Linked DNA regions of Homo sapiens: region 2 is linked to region 1. A link is a contact called in ENCODE Hi-C or POLR2A ChIA-PET data. All regions are on one chromosome and are shown on one strand. The core of a region is the stretch at or near the end of the contact, and the rest is flanking DNA. Distances in the headings are between cores, read along the strand shown.

The links. A loop is a pair of places that touch in the nucleus more often than their neighbours do. ChIA-PET counts read pairs that join two places held with the same protein, here RNA polymerase II (POLR2A). Pooled maps may share reads with other maps.
Region 2: a pooled map shows a loop between it and region 1 (7-fold over the local background). The contact joins two enhancer-like sites. A Hi-C loop is called at or near these places in 3 of 50 pooled maps. POLR2A ChIA-PET finds 5 or more read pairs at or near these places in 3 of 52 experiments (AG04450, HEK293T and WTC11).

The regions. Positions count from the first base shown.
Region 1 is chr2:109,210,681-109,217,044 of GRCh38, forward strand. All of the region lies in intron 1 of SH3RF3 (SH3 domain containing ring finger 3), which reads left to right. It also overlaps a transcript of RANBP2 not described here. Among named protein-coding and RNA genes, the nearest start is that of MIR4265, 72 kb to the left of the region's middle. RefSeq lists enhancers at 3,444-3,493, 3,534-3,583. Within about 2 kb of position 3,096, at least 7 of the 41 ENCODE cell types and tissues checked have a DNase peak (open chromatin) inside an H3K27ac peak, as active enhancers do.
Region 2 is chr2:109,452,474-109,458,837 of GRCh38, forward strand. The region is part of intron 8 of SH3RF3 (SH3 domain containing ring finger 3); the gene reads left to right. It also overlaps a transcript of RANBP2 not described here. Among named protein-coding and RNA genes, the nearest start is that of MIR4266, 140 kb to the left of the region's middle. Within about 2 kb of position 3,563, at least 3 of the 41 ENCODE cell types and tissues checked have a DNase peak (open chromatin) inside an H3K27ac peak, as active enhancers do.

The sequences.
Region 1 (6,364 bases), core at 1,846-4,345:
GAGGCCCAGGAAGGAGGTTGGGTTTTCCTCCCGGGGTTCTCTCTGGGTGTAGGCAGGGAGGAAAGGGAGAAATGCTGTGAATTAGTCGACTGCTTCTCTGGCAAGCACGACCTATTTCTAAAGCATGAGTCACTACAAAATGTAGCTTTTTAAATTTAAAAATCTATTTACAACCTAGGTGAGAAATCTTTATTTTAATTGTGAAGGAAAACACAACCCCACTTGACACGTGGTGGAATTGCTGCTGTCCTTTCCTGTCAGAGCCTCCCAGTGGGCTGGGTTTGGGGATGGATGGGGTGCACACCCGCTCTGCTCAGTTCCTTCTTCCTCCTGGCACACGGGTTGATGACAGCTCTTCAGTTGAGTCTGTTCTGCTCTGTCTGGTAGGGAGCACACCTTTTTGGTTAATATGCCCATTTATGTGTGTCTATGGGGCCTCTGGAGAAAACGTTACTTGCAGAATTAAGCACAATTAAAGGAGAAGTGAGCCCTGCTGACCTGAAAGCAGGTGGGGGCTGCTCCTTGGCTGGGATAAAAGGCAAGGAGGCAACCCTGATAAATGGCAGCTGGCTAGGTGGTGAGGGGATGTCCTGCCATTTGCAGCAAGGCATTGGTTACAAGCCTGGATTTTGTTTAACATCTTTATTAATAATGCTGGAGGCAACAGTAAACAGCAATTTAATGAAATTCACAGAAGATGCTAAATCAGGAGGTGTTATAAACAGCAGGGAAGCCCTGGCGAGGTAAGAAGCATGGAGCGGAAGGAGTAGGGGCCGTGTCTGAGAAGAATGCAGATGGGCGCAACTGCGGTGGAGGGGGAGCCCAGTCTTCCAGGTATCCAGTAGGAGCGGATCAGCAAGCTCCGGGGCTGTCACAGAGCAGGCAGCTACGTGCTGGAGAGCACAGCAGTGGGGAGCATTAGACAGACAGATGCACATGAGCCCTTCGGCCCTTCCTGCATTTCTTTCTTTTTTTTTTTTTTGAGATGGAGTCTCGCTCTGTCACCCAGGGTGGAGTGCAATGGTGCAATCTTGGCTCACTTCAACCTCCGCCTGCTGGGTTTAAGCAGTTCTCCTGCCTCAGCCTCCCTGAGTAGCTGGGATTACAGGCATTCACCATGCCCAGCTATTTTTTGTATTTTTAGGAGAGACAGGGTTTCCCCATGTTGGCCAGGCTGGTTTCAAACTCTGGACCACAGGTGATCCGCCCTCCTCGGCCTCCCAAAGTGCTGGGATTACAGGTGTGAGACACCGCACCCAGCCCCTTCCCACATTTCTGTTACCTCTTTCTAGAAACCTGAATGTGAATGCCACTGAATTCAATAAATGACTGATTGAGCACCTGCATTGGTGTAACTGGTGGGCTTTGCGGAATTCCAGGGAGATAGCGAAACTTGGAATGTAAGCTGGTGAATGGGTGGTTGGTGCGGCTTGCCGGGCAATGGTCCGAATCGAGCCTCTGGGTGGCTGTGGTTTTGTTTGGCTTCTGGATGACTTGTCAGGGTACCAGCCACTGGTGTCTGATCTGGGATTTTCTTCCTCCTCTTCTTGACTCCTCACTTCCCTCCAACTCCATGAAATGAGGCTGCCCAGAAAAGGCTGAAGGAAGTCAGTTGGCTCGCTATGGAGGAGGGGCAGTTTTCAATTAGAGTCTGACCATGTTGTCGGGAAAGTAGGGGACTGCTTTGGCTGGTTATACGTGACTATAAATCCCAACTTGGACAGTATTTCATTTAGAATCCTGACAAGGAAAAACAATACAAAAGTCTCAAAATGAATTTGTTAGCAACCATCCTGACTGCATTGTGAGGCTTTCCGACAGCTCCAGGGAGGTTGGCTTGAGGTAGCTTTGCCCAGCTGGCTGGAGAAATGAGATCAAGTGGAGTGGCTTGAGGAGAAGTCGGCTGACCCACACATTTGACAGATCTTTTGGGTTCATTGATCTTTGTCAATGTTTCTTCTCCAGATAGCAACCTCCCTTTTCTTGTGTTAAATGGACTCACCTGATTGTAATCACAGAACTAATTGTTGTATAATAAAGACCCATTCTCTCTTTGCCCGTGGCCCAAAGCAGCCTTCTCCCCCACCCGTCAGTTCCCTCTGCCCCTGGTATTTCCCTGCTGGAGGAGTTAGACCTCCTGGTGAGCTGGTGTGGGGTAGGTGCCATACCAGGCTGGGCACTGGAAGAACAAGGGTGGATCAGACACAGTCTTGGCTTTATGGAACTTCTGTTGGGTGGGGGAGAAAGATGATTGGAATATAGTGGATGATGAAAAGACAGATGCTGCCCACACATCCCAGGGAAGCCCTGTGCTGAGCGGTGTGCAGGTGTCGGCAGCAGGGTAGGAGTGCACTCTGAGCAGGTGGAGGATGCAGTCCTGGGAAGGCTCGGAGGAATCTGAAAGCACAGTCAAGCAGTTGCATCACTTTGGGTGCTCTGGGCTGCAAGTCATGAACACCCAGTTTTTAAACTGGGTTTAAACCACATGGGCGCGGTTGCTTATTCTCTTCCTTGGCAAGAACTCTGGAAGTAGGTGGTCCCAGGGCTGCTTCTGAGCTCAGTGATGTACTCAGGACATGGCTCTTCCTCCCTCTTTGCCCTTCCACACCCTGGTGTGTCCATAGCATAAGGCTATGTGTACGCCAAACGCAGCCCGGGCATCTTGTCCTCCAGTGATAACTGCTGGGTGACAGGAGGGACGGACCAGGGCTCCTCAAACCTCCCTCATTTTATTAGGGAAGAAAGTGTTCCCAGAAGCATCCAGGACACTTCCCCTTATATCTCACTGGTGAGGACGTGGCCCCAGGATCTGCAGGGAGCCTGGAGAAGGGCATATCTGCCATCTGAAGCCTCTATCACCTAACAGGGGGCTGGGCTCTTAAAGCAAGGAAGATGGGGGCATTGGGTGGACACCAGCTGTGTCCAACACAGCAGGCACCTTTGAGCCATGTCAGGGCAGCAAACTGTGTGTCTACACAGGCATACTAAGGTCAGGTCAAGATGGCTTCATCTGTCACGTGTCAGAGCCTGGCCTTTATCCTTTACCTTGAGTGGGGAACGTGGGGATGGTTTTAAATAGGAACGTGACGTGGTCTCACTGTGGTGTGGTGTGATAGGGTGTGGTGTGGTGTGGTGGATGGGCTGGAAGGGCAGGGTTACAGCCCGTGGGTCGTTCTGAGGTCACTGAAGTAACCCAAGCCCATGAGGCAAAGCCTCCCGGGACACTGGTGTCAGAGTGTGGAGGAAGCTGACTCAGTGACTGCCCTCAGAGGCCTGGAGCAGTCCCTGCAAAAGACCTGTGGATTGGGTGGACGTGGCGGGCAGGGGAGGGAGGAGCTCTGAGACCAGCCCTGCAGTTCTGGTTGGAGGAAATGGAGGGCAGGCAGTGGTCACTGGACGGCGAGGAGGAAGGGGTGTTTCTGCCAATTGTCTTGGGTGTGCCGGGTGCCCCCATGCTGCGTCTAGGTAGGGGCCTCAGCAGGCTGTTGGAGGTGAGGCTAAGACGCAGACTGGAAGTGACTGGAAATAAAGCTGTCAGCATGTGGTTTATGGGTAAAACCACAAGAGATAAGATCACCCAAAGGGAGTGGCCCCAAAAGCTGGGGCAGAAGGGCTTGCCTTATTCTCCTGGGAGCATTGCTACCCTGGCAGAGGAGGGGCCTTGGGGCTGTGGGGGCAGCAGGAGGCCGGGGCCACGTGTGCTGTGTAGAGAGTTCTTGTGTAACAAACCTGCACACTGTGTACATGTACCCTAGAACTTAAAGTATTAAAAAAAAAGAGTCATAGAAAAGAGAAAAAAAAAAAAAGGAGTGGAGCCCAAGCCAGCCAGGCCCTGGCGTAGAAGACCTGTGAGACAAGGACTAAGAAATTTCATTGACATGAAACAAAAGGGGGATGATTGAAAGACAGCCAAACAGGAATCCTTTTTGAGGAGGACATCTGAACAGCCCTGGAAGAACGTCTCTGCCTGACACTCTTGCTGGCATCTGTGGGCTCTCTCTGTCCCGTGGACAGGACAATCAGAAGATGGGCTCCACTCCAGCTGCAACTCTGGTGACATTTAGCTGTGTGGCCTTGAGCCTGTGGCTTCACCCCTCTGGACTTGCGTCCTCACCCCTAAAGGGGAGCAAGATCTATGTATATTGGAGACTGAGTTCCAAGGGCTGCTGGGGGTGACGCGGACAGCAGTGTTTTGGGAGATCTGAGACTTGGAGGGTGGTAGGCACTGACACCACAGCCCAGGAGCTCTGCACCAGCTGTAGTGAGCTGAGGAGAGAAGGGGCACGTCGCTGAGCTCACACATCTTGGTGGAGGCAGAGTAAGATCTCAAATAATCTGAGAAAACAGCTTTTGTACTTCTAACCAGTAAAGCTGTCCATGGAAAAAATGAGCAGCGTTAAACCTTCAGTGGGACGACTAACCTCCATACACATCACAATTGACCGTGTTAAGCATCTACGTGTCTTTCTGTGTTTCTCTCTCTCTGAGCATTGCTCAATTATGGAATAAGAAGTCTGTAACCTCCCCTCATGGTCCCTGCCCCCTTACTAATGTCACGGGCAGAGGAAACTGGAGGGTAGGGGAGAAGGCCACTTTGGGTCATGGGTAAAGAGAGAATAAGTCTTCATTATACAATTGTTTTGTGATTAAAATCAGGAGAGTTGATTTAACACCAGAGAAGGGAGGGTGCATTCTGGAGAAGGTACGTTGATAAAGATCAGTGAACTCAGATGCTTTGTAAAATACTCAAGCTAGCTGACCCCTCCTCAAGCCACTTTACACCATCAGAACAGGGGTGGGAGGTAGCCGGGCCCTGATTTCAGCAGTGTGTACTCGGAGTGCACTCCTGCTTCTATGTGGGTTCCTCTCGGGAGAGCCCCTGTCTGATGTAGTTTTTTGCCTGTGATGAGTGCCTCTCTGGGTAGAGTTCTTCCTCGGTGACTCTGGATGCCAGGAAGGGTGCTGGGCTCTCACCTACGATTTTACTGAGAAGCTGCTGCTTCTGGAATCCTACACCCAGACCGTGTGACTCACCCTGTGAACTGCCACTGCTAGGACATCTAATGGGGGACATCGCTGCACAGTTGTACATCTAAGGATGGAGGGATGAGCTGGGATTTGCCCTGTGTTCAGGTTGCACGAGTTTGTTCCTTTTCTTTCTTCTGACATGGAAGCAGATGTTAGGAGTCCCGAGGAACCGGCATACAGAGTGGGGTCCACACAGAGCTGCGAATGTGGAACTGGGCTTCTACCGTGCCAGCGGCCACGTGAGCTGGGTGCCCATGTCCCATGGCTTGTTAACTTCCAAGTCTAGAATTTTCCCATGGCCATGACTGCACCCATTCATGGGGGAGCTGGGGCAGGAACAGGTAAGACAGCCAAGCAGTCAGTCTGAAGAACGGAGCCTGTCAGCTGCTGGAGGAGGAACCCGGGGGACATCGTGAGGTCTGGTTCCCAGCTCAGCATCGGTGGGGAGTGAGTCGGGAGAGAGAGTGAACTGGGATCCACTAGGCACCTGCCCATCATTGCATCTACTGTTGCCTCCCTGCCTGCTTCCAGGTCCTAACTACTTTCTCTCTGGCCAGCTCTAGCCCTGACTTAAAGGGAAGGGGATTAAAGGAAATAGCATTCTCAGCTTAGTGATCCCACCTTGAGGACAGTGTTTCCACACCTCACAGCATATCATTTATTTAGCTCCAAAACCACCCTCTGTGTTAAAACGGTGAGATCCACTTTGCAGAGGAGGAACCTGAGTCCAGGGGAGTTGGTCACTTGAGGGCGGTGCAGGGCTTATCCATGGAGAAGTGGCAGTGCACGCCCACCTGGCCGCAAAGCTTAAGTGCCTTGCTTCTGTGATACAGAAAGTCAGCAGAGAACACACAGCCCGAAGCCTGAGGTGGGGCAGAGCGTTTCCTGAAGGTGAGATGGCCAGCCATGCTCTGTAGGCTGATGGGTGCCCACCCTGCATGCTCACTGGAACCTCCTGCCCTCTCTAGCCAGTGCCCAAGGCAGGGTGAAACTGTGGGGTCACATGCTTGTCTGATCATTTGCTAGGACCTGATTTAAATTGGCATACAAATATATTTTTTTAAATTGTGGCAAAATATACATAACATAAAAATTTACCATTTTAGCCATTTGTAAGCAAACAGTTCAGTGGCATTAAGCACATTCTCATTGTTGTGAAACCATCACCACCATCCATCTTCAGAACTCTTTTCGTCTTCCCAAACCGAAATTCTGTCCCCATAAACACTTAACTCCCCATTCCTCCACCCTCCAGGCCCTGGCACCCACTCTTCTACTTTGTTTCTTTGAATTTGGCTGGATTTAAGTGGAATTACACAGTATTTATCCTTTTGTG
Region 2 (6,364 bases), core at 2,313-4,812, 240 kb after region 1:
AGTGCAGCGCAGTTTCCTAGCGCTAGTGCTGCTAAATTCCACCCAGGCCCTTCCATGCATGTACCAGAGAGAAGGCAGGGTGGATACAGCTCCTGGGCGCCGTAGAGTAGGGAGTAATTTTCTCCTAGGAGCGTGGGAGATTTACGCGCCATATCCCTGTGTGTGGAGAAGGAAGAAGCCCCAAAACCAGCTCTGTGTTGTGTGGTGTCAGTGGCTATGGTCAAGGTCCCAGGAGGCTGGTTCCCGGGAGGCTTGTGCCAGGAGGCTTGTCCCCAGGAGGCTGGTGCTGGCAGGCTGGTCCCAGGAGGCTGGTCCCTGGGAGGCTGGTGCTGGGAGGCTGGTTCTGGGAGGCTGGTGCCAGGAGGCTGGTCCCTGGGAGGCTGGTCCCGGGAGGCTGGTGCCAGGAGGCTGGTCCCAGGAGGCTGGTCCCGGGAGGCTGGTGCCAGGAGGCTGGTCCCGGGAGGCTGGTGCCGGGAGGCTGGTCCCTGGGAGGCTGGTCCCTGGGAGGCTATTCCCGGGAGGCTGGTCCCCGGGAAACTGGTCCCCGGGAGGCTGGTGCTCTGCTGCTATATCCAGGGGGATTGGGCCTTTGAGCTCTGTTCCCTGCGTGGCCCGATGTGGTGTGCAGGCCTCTGGGGATAATACAAGTGCAGACAGAGTGGCAGTTCTTTCTCCAGACCCATTCCTGAACCAGAGCTCCTCTCTGGGCCCAGGCATCTGCCAGCCTATGCAGGAACCTCTCCAGCCTACTCTCCCAGGTCTCTTCCTGCCCACCTGCCTGATCATATTGCTCCCTGCAGGGGCTGCCCTGTGGCCAGGCCCCCAACACCCACAAGTTACACAGTAGAACTCAAATCTGGTTTTAAAAGGTGGTCTTCAGGATTTAAGTTATCCTTTTGCACTTAAAAATGAATTTTGTGCTTGAAACAACCATGGAACACTGCCTATTGTGTCCATCCGTGACAGTTTTCTGGTTTTGAAACTGTGTGAGCACATCAGCACCAGGTGATACGAACCCTCAGGGTACCTAAGTCCAGGGGAGAGTCACCCAGAAGAGAAGGGTGCAATGGGCTGCGTGCAGTTGGCATCCCTAACCACCCGACCGGCCATCACTCACTCTCTTACTTGTGCCCCAATCCCTGACTCATCTGTGTATTGCAAAGAGCATGAGGATGTACCTGGCAGAGCGCAGGCACACGGTTCATAATGATGGAAAGGTCAACCCTGGCCTGGAGGAGCCAGAGTATAGTACAGGTCACTGTACAGGTAAACAGGCGATTGATTGCAGGAGAGGGTGGGTGATTGACCTGCGTGTGGGAACAGAGGGTCACCGACAAAGGCGCCTGGTCAGCCCAGGTCAGGGGAGACTTCCCGGGGCACAGATGGGAGGATCCTTGGCTGAGGGTCAGCCTGAGCAGAGGCCAGGGGACATGGCCCGAAGATGAGGGCCAGGGACGGGAGAGGTAGCAGGCAGCCCTGGGAGGGCCTCGTTGCCAACTGCTCAGCACTGCAAAATCTGCAGATGCTGGGCAGGAGGGTGCCATCCTGTAACTTAACTACTTAAATATCCTGTAACTTAAATACTATCGTATAATAATCATATCATATAAAAGTCAGTGCAACTTACATTACATGGTGAGATAAGAGAGAGAAGAAAACAAAGGTACTGCTTAATATACACATTCACACAGACATATTCATAATAAAATAGGAGGAAATACTTACAACAATTACAATCCTCATTTCTGTAGCTGTTCACATGGTCGTGGCTGGTATTTATAATTACTTTGTCTACTATCCAATCTGTATTCCCCTTCCCTTCAGAAAGCGCCTCAGCTGGGCATGGACCCTTACCTGGTGGGGTGACCCGAACCTTCACTCCTGAAGGGTCTGGGCCATTTTTAGTCCTGTCTGGATTGGGTGGTTATAGTTTTCCATTGACCTCAGGAAGGCTTGAGCACAGGCCATGAGTGGTGCTCCTTGCCTCCTCGGGGTTCTGAGCCTCTTGCTGTCCCTGTGCAGTTGACCAAGTCCACACGGTGAGAGCGCTCCCGCCGGCTGCCTGACTTCTGTGGAGCCCTCTCCTTGGTGCTGAGGTTCCCCAAGGCTCTGGCCTGGCCATGAGTTCCACAGCAGCATTCTTCAAATGATCAATCCAGTGGATTGGGACCCACATTTTTATTTAGATTGGATGGGATAAACAGAATGAAACAGGGTAGGATAGATCTTCATGGTGAGCATACAGTAGGGACGGTACACTGGGGAGCTTCTGTGTTGCTGTGTGCGAGTCCTGACATAAAACTTAATTCAAAAACATCTCGAAGCCTTAGGTCGACAACCCCAGCCCATAGAAGGCACCTGGTGATGATTGTAGACTAAAGAGAATTGGAAAAACTGCTGCCAGTAAGTTTTCACTCTCACGACTTATGGGAAATTCTTTATGGGCCAGAAAAAAAAAAAGTTAACTCTCTCTTTATGGGTGTGGTAGTTTTAGTTTCAGTGAGTAATAGAATATTGAAACTTGAAAGAGCCTCTAAAGATGTTTTATATTAAACTCTCCATTTTCCATGATGTTCCTGAGGCTCAGAGACCTTCAGAGACTTGCCTGGGGCCACACAGCATCGGCAGTGGAGCTGGCATGGGAATGCTGGCCTCCTGCCTCCTGTGTTGGGTCCAAGTGCTGACTGTGGTGGCCTCCTAGTCCCTGGGAGGTCATGGCCCGTCCAGGAGTCCCACAGTGAGACATCCAGGGTAGCGGCTGGCAGGAGACCATGAGGCTGGCCTTGGGGGGAGAAAGGGCCCTAGGTGTCTGCCTTCTGGGTCCACATTGGACCCAGCCACAGCCAGAACCCATGCAACAATGAATCACTTACCAGTCCATGTGGATGACCGACATAATCAAGACTGCAAACCCAATTTGGTCTGAAAGGAACAGAGGACCTGACAGAATGACCCATAATGACAGCAGCAAGGCCTGGTCTGGGGCGTGGAGTCTGTGGGACACATGTGTGCACCCACCCATTAAATATATGTATATCTCATATATGTGTGTTACTATGGCATATACACTCATGATATTATATAGGAGTGTGATTATATTTTTCATGAAACCCCAGGAACATCCAATCTGAAGAAATCTTGAGGATGAAGCTCTTTTGAGTGGCCAGGCAGCTCTCTCTAAAGTGAAGAATCGCTGGCTTATAAATGTATTTCCTCTCGAGTGGAGGCACCCTGCAATAGGTAGACCCTTACTCGTCCATCCCAGTTCTGTCGACAGGCAGCCGGGGAAGCCAGCTGCTGCCAGCGCTCATCCCAGCTTCTCCAGGTTTACCAGTGCCATTCACTTCCGAAGTGACAGCTACACTCTGCTGGCACAGGCTGGCTGCATGCTCCCACCAACCAGGGTGGGGAGGGGCCTGCTGTCACCTGCACACACTGGCATGAGAGGTAGAAGGGGCTGGATCTGACCTCACCCAGAACTGATTCACCCACGTGGGAACCATCATGCAGGTCTTAGGGGAGACCTGCCCTGCAGCCTGCTCACGGAGCCCCTTGGCCCATGCTCTGTCATCAGGTGCAGCCACAGTCTGATGCATCGCTGGGCTCCCAGGCCCACTGGGGGCTTGGGAACCTCAGGTCTGCCGCACAGCAAAGTCACTGAAGAGTCTCATGGTCAGCCATGGGCCATGGAAACCACCTCTGCCCTGGCCACTTGTGCCTGGCAGCTCTGCTGGTTAGTGGCACTGGCGTTGGCTGGGCAGAAGGGGTCGCAGAGTCAGCCCCGTGTGGCTGGGAGCACCGGCGACTCCAGGTCCTCTTCCTGTTCCCCTATTGTCAGGCTGCCTTCCGAGGGATAAGGGGAGCCAGCATGTGCGGCTGAAAATGAACCCATCCTGAAAGCGTGAATCCCAGCTGCCAAAAAACATTTTGAAGTTTTCCAGACAGCCTTTTTTGGAAGGCATAAACTGCTGGAGCATCGCTTCACTGGTGACAGGAGTGGCAACCTTTCTCTAAGTTAGGAATGTCCCGTCAGAGCACAGGCCCTCAGTGGGGCAGGGCAGTGGCCCAGCCTGGTCTGAGCAGAGGTCAGTGGTGGCCTGGAGGCTTCTCTTGTTATCTGCGCCCTCCCAGGACAGCAAGTGAAGCTGGCTGTCCCCAGTTCTCCTGTAGAAACTCCGTGGCCTCTGCATTGGGATGAGACTTCTGGATCTCAGCGTGGTTGTGAGTGCTGGTGACCCTTTCAGGGTACAAATGTGGACATGAAGTCCAGAGAGGCAAGGTGACCTGCCCAAGGCCACACAACGAGTAGGGCACTGGGAATGAAACCAGGCTCCATGGTACCCACAAGTGCCCACTCCCCATTCTCTGCTACTGCTAGTCAGCTTCTCTTCTGGGGAGAATAGCCTAGGGCTCATGCCGCTGAGCCTTCAGAAAGTGGCAGGGACGAGGGAAGGAGCACAGTCATCTCAACAGCGAGTGAAGCTTGAATTTGGAGGAGGAAGACACAGTGGATTAATCAGCATGGAGGGTGGACCTGGGGTCGGCTGCCTAGTGTGAATCAATCTCCTGTTTACCAATTATGTGACTTCGAGCAAGCTTCTCCACCTTCCATGCCTCAGTTTCCACATCTGTGAAATGGGGACGATAGCACCTACCACCCTGAGTTGTTGGGAGTAGTAAATTTAGTTAGTTTGACGAATGCATAACATAGTATTTAGAACAAAAGTATTAGAAATTATTATTAAGAATTTGATAGTTAATTGAAGTCTGGATCCTAGAATTAAATGATCCATACAGATGTAAAACTTATATCCCCGAGGCTTCTCTAAAAGATCAAAGGAGGGGTTAATTTTGTTATATGAACAATGAAGGGAACTCAAGTAAACTATTATTCAGAAGTAGGGTTTCAACTGCAAAGCATTAAACCAAAATGCATTTTTAAAATAGTAATACACTTTAGAAAATGAAAAGGATTTGTAAGTCATGTGTAATAGTTGTGAGGGTTCTGCCACCCTCCCCAAAGGGCACTGACTAATAACGAGTAACTAATCAGGATTACTGTGAAATCCTACACTCTAGTGCCACACGAGCTGAACAAGCAAGCGATGCGTGTGACAGTGTGGCTGGGGCGAGCGATGCACACACTGCATGGCCGGGAGCCCCGGCACAACTCAATTCCCACATCAAGTCTAGATTCTGTTCTGCAAAATTCTACTGCTGTGACTGCCTTCTTTTTCAACTGATATATTCTCACAGTGCTTTCAAAGACATGGGATTTTTTTCCAGCCGTCCATGCCCAGAAAAACTCAGTGATGGCATTAGTTCAGAAGAAAAACAAGCGCACACCCCATAAACTACATCAGAAGGTAATGCCCACACATCAGACCCAGCCGTCTGTCCCTCCCAGAAGGCAACAAAGTCAGCATGGCGGGGCATCTCTGAACATTCCACAGCACTTGCCAGCACTCTCCATTTTGGTCCCATAACTGAGGGAAATGTCGAGAAAGAACAGAGAGTGCTGGGTTCGGCATTCTATTTGTTGTGGTTTTATTTTGTTTTTTCAGGCACTCAGGCCATGTGGTGCAGGAGCCGGGGAGGGCACTCTGTAACCTCAAGGGAATAAGACGGCTTCATACCATCATCTCCCTCTAGGGGAAGTCACTCCTGGGACAGTTTGGTTTTTATTCACCTGATAAGCTATGTGCTTGCTTATTAAATTCCTTCCAGGCCGCATCTTACTACATTATAGGACACATTTGTATATAGCATGAGAATGAAACTCATTAATCTTTTCAGAGGATTCACACTCTGTCTGGATCTCAAATAGAACCAATAGGTCAACTTCATGAAAATGTTATTGCTATAGGATTTCTTTGTAAGACCAGCAGAAATGGCTAGATTTATGGCTTCATCACCTGCCTTCTAACTCTTATTTATTCTCTCTTTCACTTTAAGGTCACCTTACAACTCCCCTAGACTTCAGTTTATTTAGTGTGAAAATGGGAATAATGTCTTTTTGTACTCATGGGAATACTATAAAAATTAATTATTGGTTTGTATCAGTCAGGGATCTCCAGAGAAACAGAACCAGCAGGAGACAGAGAGAGAGAGAGAGAGAGAGAGAGAGAATTTATTTATTTTAAGGAATTATGTGACTGTGGAGGCTGGCAAGCCTGAATTCTGTGGGGCAGCCCAGCAGGCTGGACCCTCAGTCAGGAGTTGCTGTGCAGTCTTGAGGCAGAAAATCATTGTCCACAGGATGCCTGTGATTGCTCTTAAGGCCTTCAGCTGATTGGGCGAGGCCCACCCACATTATCAAGGTATGTACTTTCAGTAATCTCTTTTACTTAAGGTAAACTGGCTG